2 separate regions of the Homo sapiens genome follow, and region 1 is linked to region 2. The links are chromatin loops, found by intact Hi-C in ENCODE. Cell type or tissue: heart right ventricle. All regions are shown on one strand. Each heading gives the region's core, and the rest is flanking DNA. Links, peaks and the distances in the headings are about the cores only. Region 1 overlaps LOC105374618 (a long non-coding RNA gene). Region 2 has its middle 260 kb from the start of CTD-2194D22.4.

Region 1 (5,375 bases), core at 296-5,295, 170 kb before region 2:
GGTCTCGCCTCTTTGGCGGAAGAAAGCAGCACCCACACAGTGTGTAACATCTGATCCCGGTCCAGCTCCCGCGGGCTGGGCTCTGCCCGTTGTGAGTGGCCGACAGCTCCGCCAGCGCCTGTTTCCATCTGCCGAGCCATCCTTTCTTCTGAATGTGAACTGTTTTCTTGGTTTCTTTCTGGCATCAGAAAGCAACAATGAGTGATTATCTGATGCAGCATCCCTGGGGCCCCAGGTGCTGGTGACTCATTCAAGTCTCCCTGCAAACCAATTCATTAAACCTGCTTCATCTGGGACGTGCTGAGAGTGGAGGTATATTTCAAAAGCGGTTTGGCAGCAACGCTGCAATTAAACAAGGAGGGAAGGAGAGCAGAGGCGGAGGAGGAAGGCGCGATTTAGTTGTGACTTGAACACCGTCTACACCAGCCAAAGAAGGCTGGTCCACACTGGCTTTCAGCTGAGGGGAGGGGCAGTGCCCAGATCATGTAATTTTTGAAATTATGTTTGTAATTAACTTCACGATATCTCCAGGGAATTCTGGAAAGACAGCAAGAAAAAACACTGCAGTATCTGTCCTATCAGATACTACAAAGCACCTAATGAGGTATCCTTAGGACATTAGAAAAAACACTCACTCAAAAAAGGTAGAATTCTTCCTTTGTATTCTTGGGGTGTTGGTTAGGGTGGCCGGGTTCTTCGTTAAGTTCATCGTTAAGCAAGCAGGGTCTTGCTGCCTGTGAGATGATTCACGGAGTTTTAGTTTTTACTCTTCAGGCACGGTCTGGCTTTCCTCCTAATAGTCTTTTACCAAGCAACCTCTTCAGGAACTTTTAAGTTCATGCAGATTTTTAGGAAAGTTAAATCTAAAATATTTTGTGATAACAATTTGAAGGTCAGAAAACATGGCTATCTCCCTACTTATCAGTTGTTTTAGTGAGCCTTGCCCCTTTGAATTATGTTCTAATATTTTAATACAATCTCCATAAAAACAATAAATTTACAAGAGAAGCAGAGTCCCAAGTCAAGCGCCCTCGACCACATTCAGAACTTTCCTGTCTCAGAGCTTGGCTATTTGCATCGCTGGATATAATCACGGGGCAAATTGTGCAAGAATGAGCAATGGAAGACGTCTGGCGATTGAGCGATTTCTCAGCCCCTGGATGTAGTGAGCAGAGTTGGAATAGATGGATGAGACCTGACATATCCAAGTAAAAGCAGCCAATGAAGCAGCTTAATGGGCTCCCCGGGGCGTCCTGGGAGTACACGCCACCTTCACCCATTAACGATTAGCTCCGCTCCAGACGTCTCAGCTGCCATGCAGCCCCACGCAAAGAAGCTCAGGAGACCAGCACCTGCCTTCTGACAGCTTACAGTCCAGTGGGCTTCAGTGAAAGGGGTGGGATCCAATCATCCCCATGAACTTGGGACCTGAAACTTCTTTGCTGGAAGCTTCTTTCTCAAAGAGCGCCAGGAAACCACGGTTTCAGGTACACACAGTCAGCATGCGCTGTAGCAATGTGCTTTGCAGCTGGAACTCCTATCAAGCATCCTAGGCAAGGCATGCACCCCAGCGCCAGAGAGAATCAGGAAGGGGAAGGTGCCCTGAACCTCAGACAAGAACCCCTTCCAGAAACCACCACCAAAGCCATCACTGTGTTTCCACCCTCAGACCTGTGTCTCTTTAGCTTCTTGGTAGAGGAAGAAGAGGAGCTGGGTGGGCAGGGCTCAGCAGCTTCTAAGTTTTTGCCATGTTTATGGACAAGTGGGCCAGTTCAGATTTGGATTAGATCACCTAAGAGAAGGCGTGGAAATTTGAAAGAGTTTTACAACAGGAAACTGGCAGAGAATGTCGTTGCTCTCTAATGCCGTGTTTCTCCTTTTCCTGGGCACACAGCCAAATTACAGCCCAAGGTCTCCTTGCACCTGTGAGTTCTGCCCAAGCCTGTGTTGGTGGGCGAGATGGAAGCTACCTCCAGCTTAAATAATCTGTTCTTTTTACTGTTCTAGTCCATGGTAGATTTGGATGCCATGCGTTAAAGATGGCAGTGCCACAGACCCAGGGGCCCCAAATGACTGCGTGGAGCCGAGACCCTCACCTCTTCCAACACAATGCTCTGGGAATGGGGAGAGAAGTAAAGTTTTGCATGTTAAATCATGAACGTTTTGTGTCTGTTTGTTCTAGCAGTTCACCTACTCTCACCAGTACAAAGGATATGCAAGCATGGGGAAAAGTTGTCTTATTTAAAGTGCACTTAATACTTTATTAGCAAAGACTAAATAAATACATTGAGCAAGTCTATCAGGTTATCAATCAGACAGTAAAACAGTGGAGGATCAAGATTGAAGGTTAAGTCGTCATAGAAAGAACATGCTTGCTGTGATAACATCTCCTTTTCTAGGTTCTTGAATGCAAGTTAATTTTCCCAAGGTCTCATTTTCACTCTGTGCCTCAAGACTTCACTCCTGGCCCATAGGTGGCTGTTGATTTTTTTTTCTTTGACAGCAGGGGGTGCTCTGGGAATATGCTCTTCAAACTAACTTCTGCCTCTAGTTATGGTTCTTTAAGAACCCAAAAGAAAGAAAAAGAATAATAACAATTTGTCAGTTCATAAATAAATGTCTTCTAACTTTGGAAACGCAGATTAGCACAGGCCCAGGGCCTGAAAGAAATTAAAGTGGTACTAAAATAAATTAGACAGTCGAAATGCAACCAGTAAAGAATAAAAGAAACGTGTGTCGTTCACGGAACCCACCATGTACTTCAAGCTGAGAGATCAACCACTATCCCCAAGATAAGCTTGAGAAGCACTGGCGGTCATTGAGTAGGGTGGTGACTTGTCTTTCTCCTCCGCTCCTGGCTGGGTGATAGAGTGAGGAGGAGATTGGGTGAATCGTGTCAGGATCCAGCACTACCCAATTCTTACCACTGCAATGGCCACGTTTCAAACAAGGGCTTGGTGGAGGGAGATTATGAGTGGTGGAGGTAAAATTGGTGTTGAAGACACATCTAAGAGCTGGATCGATTCCCTTGGATTTGTTTTCTGATTTCTGGTTTTCATTTGCAAAGTAGAGATGATCCCTCCTGGCCCCCATCTCAACAGGCTGCTCTGGGTCCTGTGAGAACACGTCTCATGCTTGGTATTTAAATCCCTAGCTTTTCTCAAGTGGCTGGGAATGGAATTTTATCCTAGAGATGTCCTGACCATTGGTTTGCCAACGCCCTACTAATTCACGTGTTCTCAGTTCCCTCAATGGCCTTCACATTTATTTTTTGGTGATTCCTCCAATTCTCTTTCCCTGATCTCCAAAAAACTAAATAGTACAAAAAGGGGGCTCCTTGTGCTCTGCCACTGATTGATCATACCGGTTGCCACCTGTTTATTGGTCCATGCACCCCACTGGTTGACAGTAGCATCTTGAGCTTTATTATACTGACCGTAGCAGTACTTGCTGAGTGAGTGAGTGAATGGCTGGCTACCCACTCCTCCCCTGGAATCTGTGAGTGCCATAAGCTGCATTGTTGCTGTTTCTCTCACTCATTTCAGATTGCATCTCAGTGCGCTTCAAGCTCGCCCCCAAGAACACTGGGCACCTTGGGGTGGGGGCCTATTCATTTCCCTTTGGATCCTCAGTGCCTGAGATACTACTTGGAGATTGACTAACATTTGTTGGGTGAATGAGTAAATGAATAAAGCAATGAGTTATCTGTTCAGCATTTAAGGATTGGGATTGATAAGACTGGAGTCTAGACTGCTTTCTAAAACAATCTTTCTAAGATACTCAGTGAATGTTTCTTGGCTCCTGAGATGACCTATGTCTTCTTAGGGCCTCATTTGCTAGAAAGGTTCTTAAATTGGCGCACCATTGTGGAGCATCAGAGTTAGTCCTGTTGTGGACTCATCTTTTGGAGGGACATTTGGGGAAGTCAAGTGATACATGTTTTAACACCTAAATTATCTAAATCTAGCACAGGATTTTTTTCTCACAGTTAATGACATATTGACAATTAAAAAAAATTCTGCTTTTTAAGAGTTTAGACAACTGTTTACCAGAGACCTAAGACCACGGCATCATTTTCTCCGTCATTACTTCAATGTAATAAAAGCAGTATATGAAAAATCCACAGCTAACATCACACTCAGTGTTGGAAGCCTGAAAACATAACTCCTAAGGTCAGGAGAAAGATGAGTGTTTATTCTCACCACTTCTATTCAACATTGTACTAGAGTTCTTGCCAGGGCAATTAGGCAAGAAAAAGAAATAAAAGGCATCCAGATTGGAAAGGAGGAAACGAAACTTTCTCTACTCACAGATCGCATAATCTTGCATGTAGAAACCCCTAAAGAAATCTGTGAAAACCTATTAGAACTAATAAATGAGTTCAGAAAGGTTGCATGATCAACATACCTAAATCAGTTTTATTTCTATACTATTAGCAATGAACAATCCAGAAAGGAAATTATAAAAACAATTCTGTTTACAGTAACATCAAAAATAAAGTGCTCAGTAATAAATTCAGCGTAGGAGATGCAAGGCTTATACACTCAAAACTATAAAATATTGTTGAAAGAAAGTAAAACAGACTTCAATAAGTGGAAGGACATCCTATATTCATGGATTGGAGACTTAATGTTGTAAAGATGACAATATTCCCCAAAGTGACCAATTGATCACTATTAAAATTTCAATGGGCTTTTTTTTTTCCAGAAATGGAAAAACTAACTCCAAAATGTGTATGGAATTGCAAGGAACCATGAATAACTAAAACAATGTATAAAAAGAGAACAAAATTGGAGGGCTAACACTTCCCAATTTCAAAGCTTACTACACAGCTACAGTAATTAAAACAGTATGGTACTGACACAAGATAGACATACAGAGCAAGGAAATAGAATTGAGATTCTAGAAATAAACTCATACATGTATGACCAATTGATTTTTGACAATGGTGCTAAGACCATTCATTGGGGGAAAACAGACTTTTTAATAAATAGTGCTGGGGCAAAGCCTGATGTAGGCTCATAATAATAATAATAATGATAATAAAGTACTGAACAACTGGATATCCATATGCAAAACAACAATTGTGTATCCCTATCTCACACCAAATAAGAAGTCAACTTAAAATAGAACAAAGACTTAAATATAAGTGCTAAAAATATGAAACTGTTATAGGAAAACATAGGTGTATTTTTGTGACCTTGGATCAGACTATGGTTTCTTAAATGTAACACTGAAAGCATAGTCAAAACCACAAAACAATGGATAATTTGGACTTCACCAAAATAAAAAGCTTTTGTGAATCAAAGGACACTACTAAGAAGGTGAAAACATAACCTATCAAATGAGAGAAAATATTTGTAAATAATATGTAT
Region 2 (5,375 bases), core at 162-5,161:
CACTTTAATCTACTACAAAGTGAAAGCACATGCACGTGTTAAAACAGACACCTAGCGAAAGCGGGTGTGTGAGGGTGTGTGTGGGTGTGCATGCTTATTTAAAAAGTCCTTCTTTGTTTCTGAGCTGAGGAAGCACAACTAAGAGTGTTGAGCAGCTTTTTTTGTTTGTTTGCTATTTGAGGACGGAAGGTGACATTTCCTCTGGACATTCCCATCTTGCCGATGTCGCTGGCATGGGGACACCAGGCTGCCTAACAGAGAGGCCGTGGTGAGAGCTGCATGGCAGGGGAGGACCACCACATCAGTGCTTTCCCACGCCTTTCCCGCCTCAGGTTTTGAAGCCACTCTGGAATCTGCGAGGCTCCGAGTGTGGCTGGGTTCTGATGTCCCGGCACCCCCGGCAATCACCTTCTTCCCTGTGTGTTTTCTGCAATTCCGTCAGCTGCAGCCTGGATGCAGACAGGAGTGGGCTTGGGGAGCTCCAGCTTCCGGGGATGGAGCTCCATGCTAAAATCACAGCTTTCAGAAAGGGGTGCTAACGATTTTTCTCCTGCCAAAATGTTCAGACAATAATGCAGCAAACATGGGATTCAGCTCTTTCCTGCCCCAGCTCGGTGCACCTACCTTGTGGGCGTCACTCAAAACAAGGGTGAGCTACAGAGGGAGCCTCAGCTCTGGACTGGAGCCCCTGGGGACCTACAGGCAGCCCCAGACCCTCATTCCTCCACATCTGAGTCTCCTCCCTAAGTGGAGAATCCACAAACCATCCTCATAGAATGTTCTGGTGTCCACGTGCGGAGCGTTTCCCCCATGCCAGGCCCCTACATGCACTGAGGTTTGCTCTGTCGCCATGCACTGAGGTTCCTGGGAGTGTTGTGAGGCTGAGCTGAACCAGGGCAGAATCATACTTCAACGACCGGCCGGGCACCGTGCAGTGGCCGATGGGAACCACAGCCTCACACCCACGCCCGCTCCTCCCCTTTCTTTTTTCTAAGTTATTTTTTGTTTTAAAAATAACATTTGTTGAATATTTAAATATTAGGGAAAAGCATAATGATAAAAATAAGAGCACACTAATATCTGCAGGTGTAAATACAAATATTTCTTCTATTTTTCCATGTAAAAAATGTAAACATATAAGCATTATAGAAGTTAGAACATGCCCAATTTAAACATTTCTGTCATTTATTTCATTGAACTTTATGAGTGCCATTTTATTGTTTTATAATTATAAATTATACATTTATAATTTAAAATACTGTTTTAAAGTAATTATATAACACCTAAGTGCCTGAATATTCCATAATTTTTTTAGCCACCTCTACATTTTTAGATTCAATTCTTTATCTTTTTTTTTTTTTTCTGTCAGTGATGAACACTCTTGTGTCTCCTCAGCCCTGCACCTTGCCCGGCCCCTCAGATCTGAGTGCTTGACCCCCACAGACCCATGTTCAGAGCTGGCGAGCTCCACCCAGAGCACGGAAGCCTTGCTCCGAGACCTCGGCACCCGCCCATGCATCACTCAATCTGCTTAAACCACCTGCTCTTCGTTTGTAGCAAAGTGACTTCTTTGAAGGGTCAGAATGGGTGGCATTTCACAATGTGGAAGCCATGAAGCACTGCCACAACAGATATTCTGGTGGAAAGGCCTCTCCCCACCACTCTGACCCTGGAAGGAGATGGAGTAATCGACCTGGGAAGATCCTTGAGTGGCACCTGTGATCTCACACTGACGGCTACTGAATCCGGGGCTCACCCCTCCTTCCGACCATCAGGTGACCCACAGGAGGGCTGCCTGAGAGACAATGGCTGTCCTTGAAGCCTGCAGGCCATAGATGGTGCTATAAGAAAAGCAGCCAGCAGAGCCCTGTTTGCTGTTTGTTTATAGAGATATAACCTACGTGCAAGTGGCTATTCTAGGATTCAACATGAGCAGCTCATTTCCTTGGGAAGCCACTGGGTGACAGAGAACCAGGTGACAGTCTTCTGAGGCCACAGGTGCTGATCCCACCAATGCACCCCACCTCCCTCTCCCTCAACAGACACATTCCAGCGAGAGTGCACCTGCCCAGGATCATGTATGAGCAATCATGACTCGGCTGTTGTGTGGCACAGAGGAGGGTTTTAACCTCACGCCCACACGTGTTGGATTTCTCCAAATCTCTCCATGCTGCCCGGCTGGGGTTCTCCTCCATCCCACGCCAGGACACCTCACCTGGTCAGCAGCCCTGTTCCACCCACAGGCTCTGAATCTCTTCTCCTTTTTGAGTGGAGCAGGTTATGGAGTCCTAGCATGCATGTGCACAGCCAGGTGTTCAGAAAAAGCCCAACCCTGGAAGGAGATGGAGTAACAGACCCGGGAGGACAAAGAGAAGTGCAAGCCCAGCAAAAGGAGGCAAACCCAGAGTCCCTCCGCAAAACCACCTCTCGGAGAAGGCTCCCTCTGTGAGGCTGGAGAAAATCCCTTTGCAAAACCACCTATGGTAGGAGGCTCCCTACATGAGGCTGGAGTATGCCCGTGGCTTCCTCAGCCCTGCACCACCACGTGGTTTGAGAATGCCGGGCTGAGAAGCTCTGGCACCACAGGTTGTCCAGCCACAGCAGTTGCAAGCTGTCTCATAGGTTGATGCCCCAACCTGGACTTCAGCCTCTAGAAGAAGATGTTTATAGATTTATAAACTCAACTGTTAGTCCATCTGGTGGCTATAACAGAATATGTAGGCCAAGTAGCTGATAAATAATGGAAATTTATTGCCCACAGCTCTGGAGGATGAGAAGCCCAAGATGAAATCATCCAGCAGACTTGCAGTCTGGTGAGGTCCCACTTTCTGGTTCATAGTGGAAGGAGCCAGGGATGCCTCTGGGGCCTCTGGTTTAAGGGCACTAATCCCATTCAGGAGGGCTGCACCCTGACGACCTAATCACTTCCAGATCCTCCACCTCCTCACCGTCACGACCTAATCACTTCCAGATCCTCCACCTCCTCACCATCACGACCTAATCACTTCCAGATCCTCCACCTTGTCACCAAAACGACCTAATCAATTCCAGATCCTCCACCTCCTCACCATCACGACCTAATCACTTCCAGATCCTCCACCTCCTCACCATCACGACCTAATCACGTCCAGAGCCTCCACCTCCTCACCATCATGACCTAATCATTTCCAGATCCTCCACCTCCTCACCATCACGACCTAATCACTTCCAGATCCTCCACCTCCTCACCATCACGACCTAATCACTTCCAGATCCTCCACCTCCTCACCATCACGACCTAATCACTTCCAGATCCTCCACCTCCTCACCATCACGACCTAATCACTTCCCGGATCCTCCACCTCCTCACCATCACGACCTAATCACTTCCCGGATCCTCCACCTCCTCACCGTCACGACCTAATCACTTCCCGGATCCTCCACCTACTCACCATCACGACCTAATCACTTCCAGATCCTCCACCTCCTCACCATCACGACCTAATCACTTCCAGATCCTCCACCTCCTCACCATCACGACCTAATCACTTCCAGATCCTCCACCTCCTCACCATCACGACCTAATCACTTCCCAGATCCTCCACCTCCTCACCATCACGACCTAATCACTTCCCAGGTCCTCCACCTCCTCACCATCACGACCTAAGCACTTCCCGGATCCTCCACCTACTCACGATCACGACCTAATCACTTCCCAGATCCTCCACCTCCTGACCATCACGACCTAATCACTTCCAGATCCTCCACCTCGTCACCATCACGACATAATCACTTCCAGATCCTCCACCTCCTCACCATCACGACATAATCACTTCCAGATCCTCCACCTCCTCACCATCACGACCTAATCACTTCCAGATCCTCCACCTCCTCACCATCACGACCTAATCACTTCCAGATCCTCCACCTCCTCACCATCACGACCTAATCACTTCCAGATCCTCCACCTCCTCACCATCACGACCTAATCACTTCCAGATCCTCAACCTCCTCACCATCACGACCTAATCACTTCCAGATCCTCCACCTCCTCACCATCACCACCTAATCACTTCCAGATCCTCCACCTCCTCACCATCACGACCTAATCACTTCCCAGAGCCTCCACCTCCTCACCATCACGACCTAATCACTTCCAGATCCTCCACCTCCTCACCGTCACGACCTAATCACTTCCCAGAGCCTCCACCTCCTCACCATCACGACCTAATCACTTCCAGATCCTCCACCTCCTCACCATCACGACCTAATCACTTCCAGATCCTCTACTTCCTCACCATCATGAGCTAATCACTTCCAGATCCTCCATCTCCTCACCATCACTACCTAATCACTTCCCAGAGCCTCCACCTCCTCACCATCACGACCTAATCACTTCCCAGATCCTCCACCTCCTCACCATCACGACCTAATCACTTCCCAGATCCTCCACCTCCTCGCCATCACGACCTAATCACTTCCAGATCCTCCACCTCCTCACCATCACGACCTAATCACTTCCCAGATCCTCCACCTCCTCACCATCACGACCTAATCACTTCCAGATCCTCCACCTCCTCACCATCACCACCTAATCACTTCCAGATCCTCCACCTCCTCACCATCAGGACCTGATCACTTCCAGATCCTCCACCTCCTCACCATCATGACCTAATCACTTCCCAGAGCCTCCACCTCCTCACCATCATGTTGGGGATTCGGATTTCAACACATGGATTTGGGGAGGGGTGAACACATGCAGCCCATTGCATTAACACATCCCAGAGTAAACTTGTTGTCTTTTCCACAAACCTCTTCTCTTTCTGGTGCTGAGTTTTCTTGGTGAGAGGATGAGAGGAACTACCCCTGCAGAGCATGTGCGTGCCCCAAGTCAGCTGGAGTTGGCCTTGACTGTGTCTCCTATTCCACACGCCATGTCCGCAGAACCACATCCTTCTATGTCTCTTCCCTGATGAGGCTCAGCCCACTCCCGCTGAACCATCCCTCCAAACGCCACCTTCTCAACTCTCACCTGGGTCCCCACATCACCACTGCACCTGTTTCTCAGCCCCAGTGCCACCAAGGCTCAGCTCCTAGAATCTTCTCAATGACTTTTTTTTTTTTTTTTGAGATGGACTCTTGCTCTGTCACCCAGAATGGAGTGCAATCTAGGCTCCCTGCTACCTCTGCCTCCCAGGTTCCAGTGATTTTCCTGTCTTAGCCTCCCAAGTAGCTGGGATTACAGACTAATTTTTGTATTTTTAGTAGAGACAGGGTTTCACCATGTTGGCCTAGCTGGTCTCGAACTCCTGACCTCGGCCCGCCTTGGCCTACCAAAGTGCTGGGATTACAGGTTTGAGCCACCGCGCCTGGCCTCATTGCTGTGGCTCTGAGCC

The links. A loop is a pair of places that touch in the nucleus more often than their neighbours do. Peaks named below come from ENCODE experiments on the same cell type or tissue, not always from the same donor. Only the 100,000 strongest peaks of a DNase experiment are listed, where the experiment ranks them.
Region 1: it touches region 2 in a loop (3-fold over the local background); 3 of 110 quality-filtered maps call a loop at or near these places.

Annotation. Positions count from the first base shown.
Region 1 is chr5:1,973,603-1,978,977 of GRCh38, forward strand. The region is part of intron 2 of LOC105374618 (a long non-coding RNA gene); the gene reads left to right. Among named protein-coding and RNA genes, the nearest start is that of CTD-2194D22.4, 89 kb to the left of the region's middle. RefSeq lists an enhancer at 77-576. In heart right ventricle, for the core only: a CTCF peak has its summit at 2,506 (motif pointing right); no DNase peak of the experiment used is centred there.
Region 2 is chr5:2,142,372-2,147,746 of GRCh38, forward strand. No RefSeq gene overlaps it. Among named protein-coding and RNA genes, the nearest start is that of CTD-2194D22.4, 260 kb to the left of the region's middle. RefSeq lists enhancers at 1,530-2,063, 2,708-3,209, 3,210-3,709, 4,404-4,903. In heart right ventricle, for the core only: no CTCF peak of the experiment used is centred there; no DNase peak of the experiment used is centred there; H3K27me3 peaks cover 1,526 bases.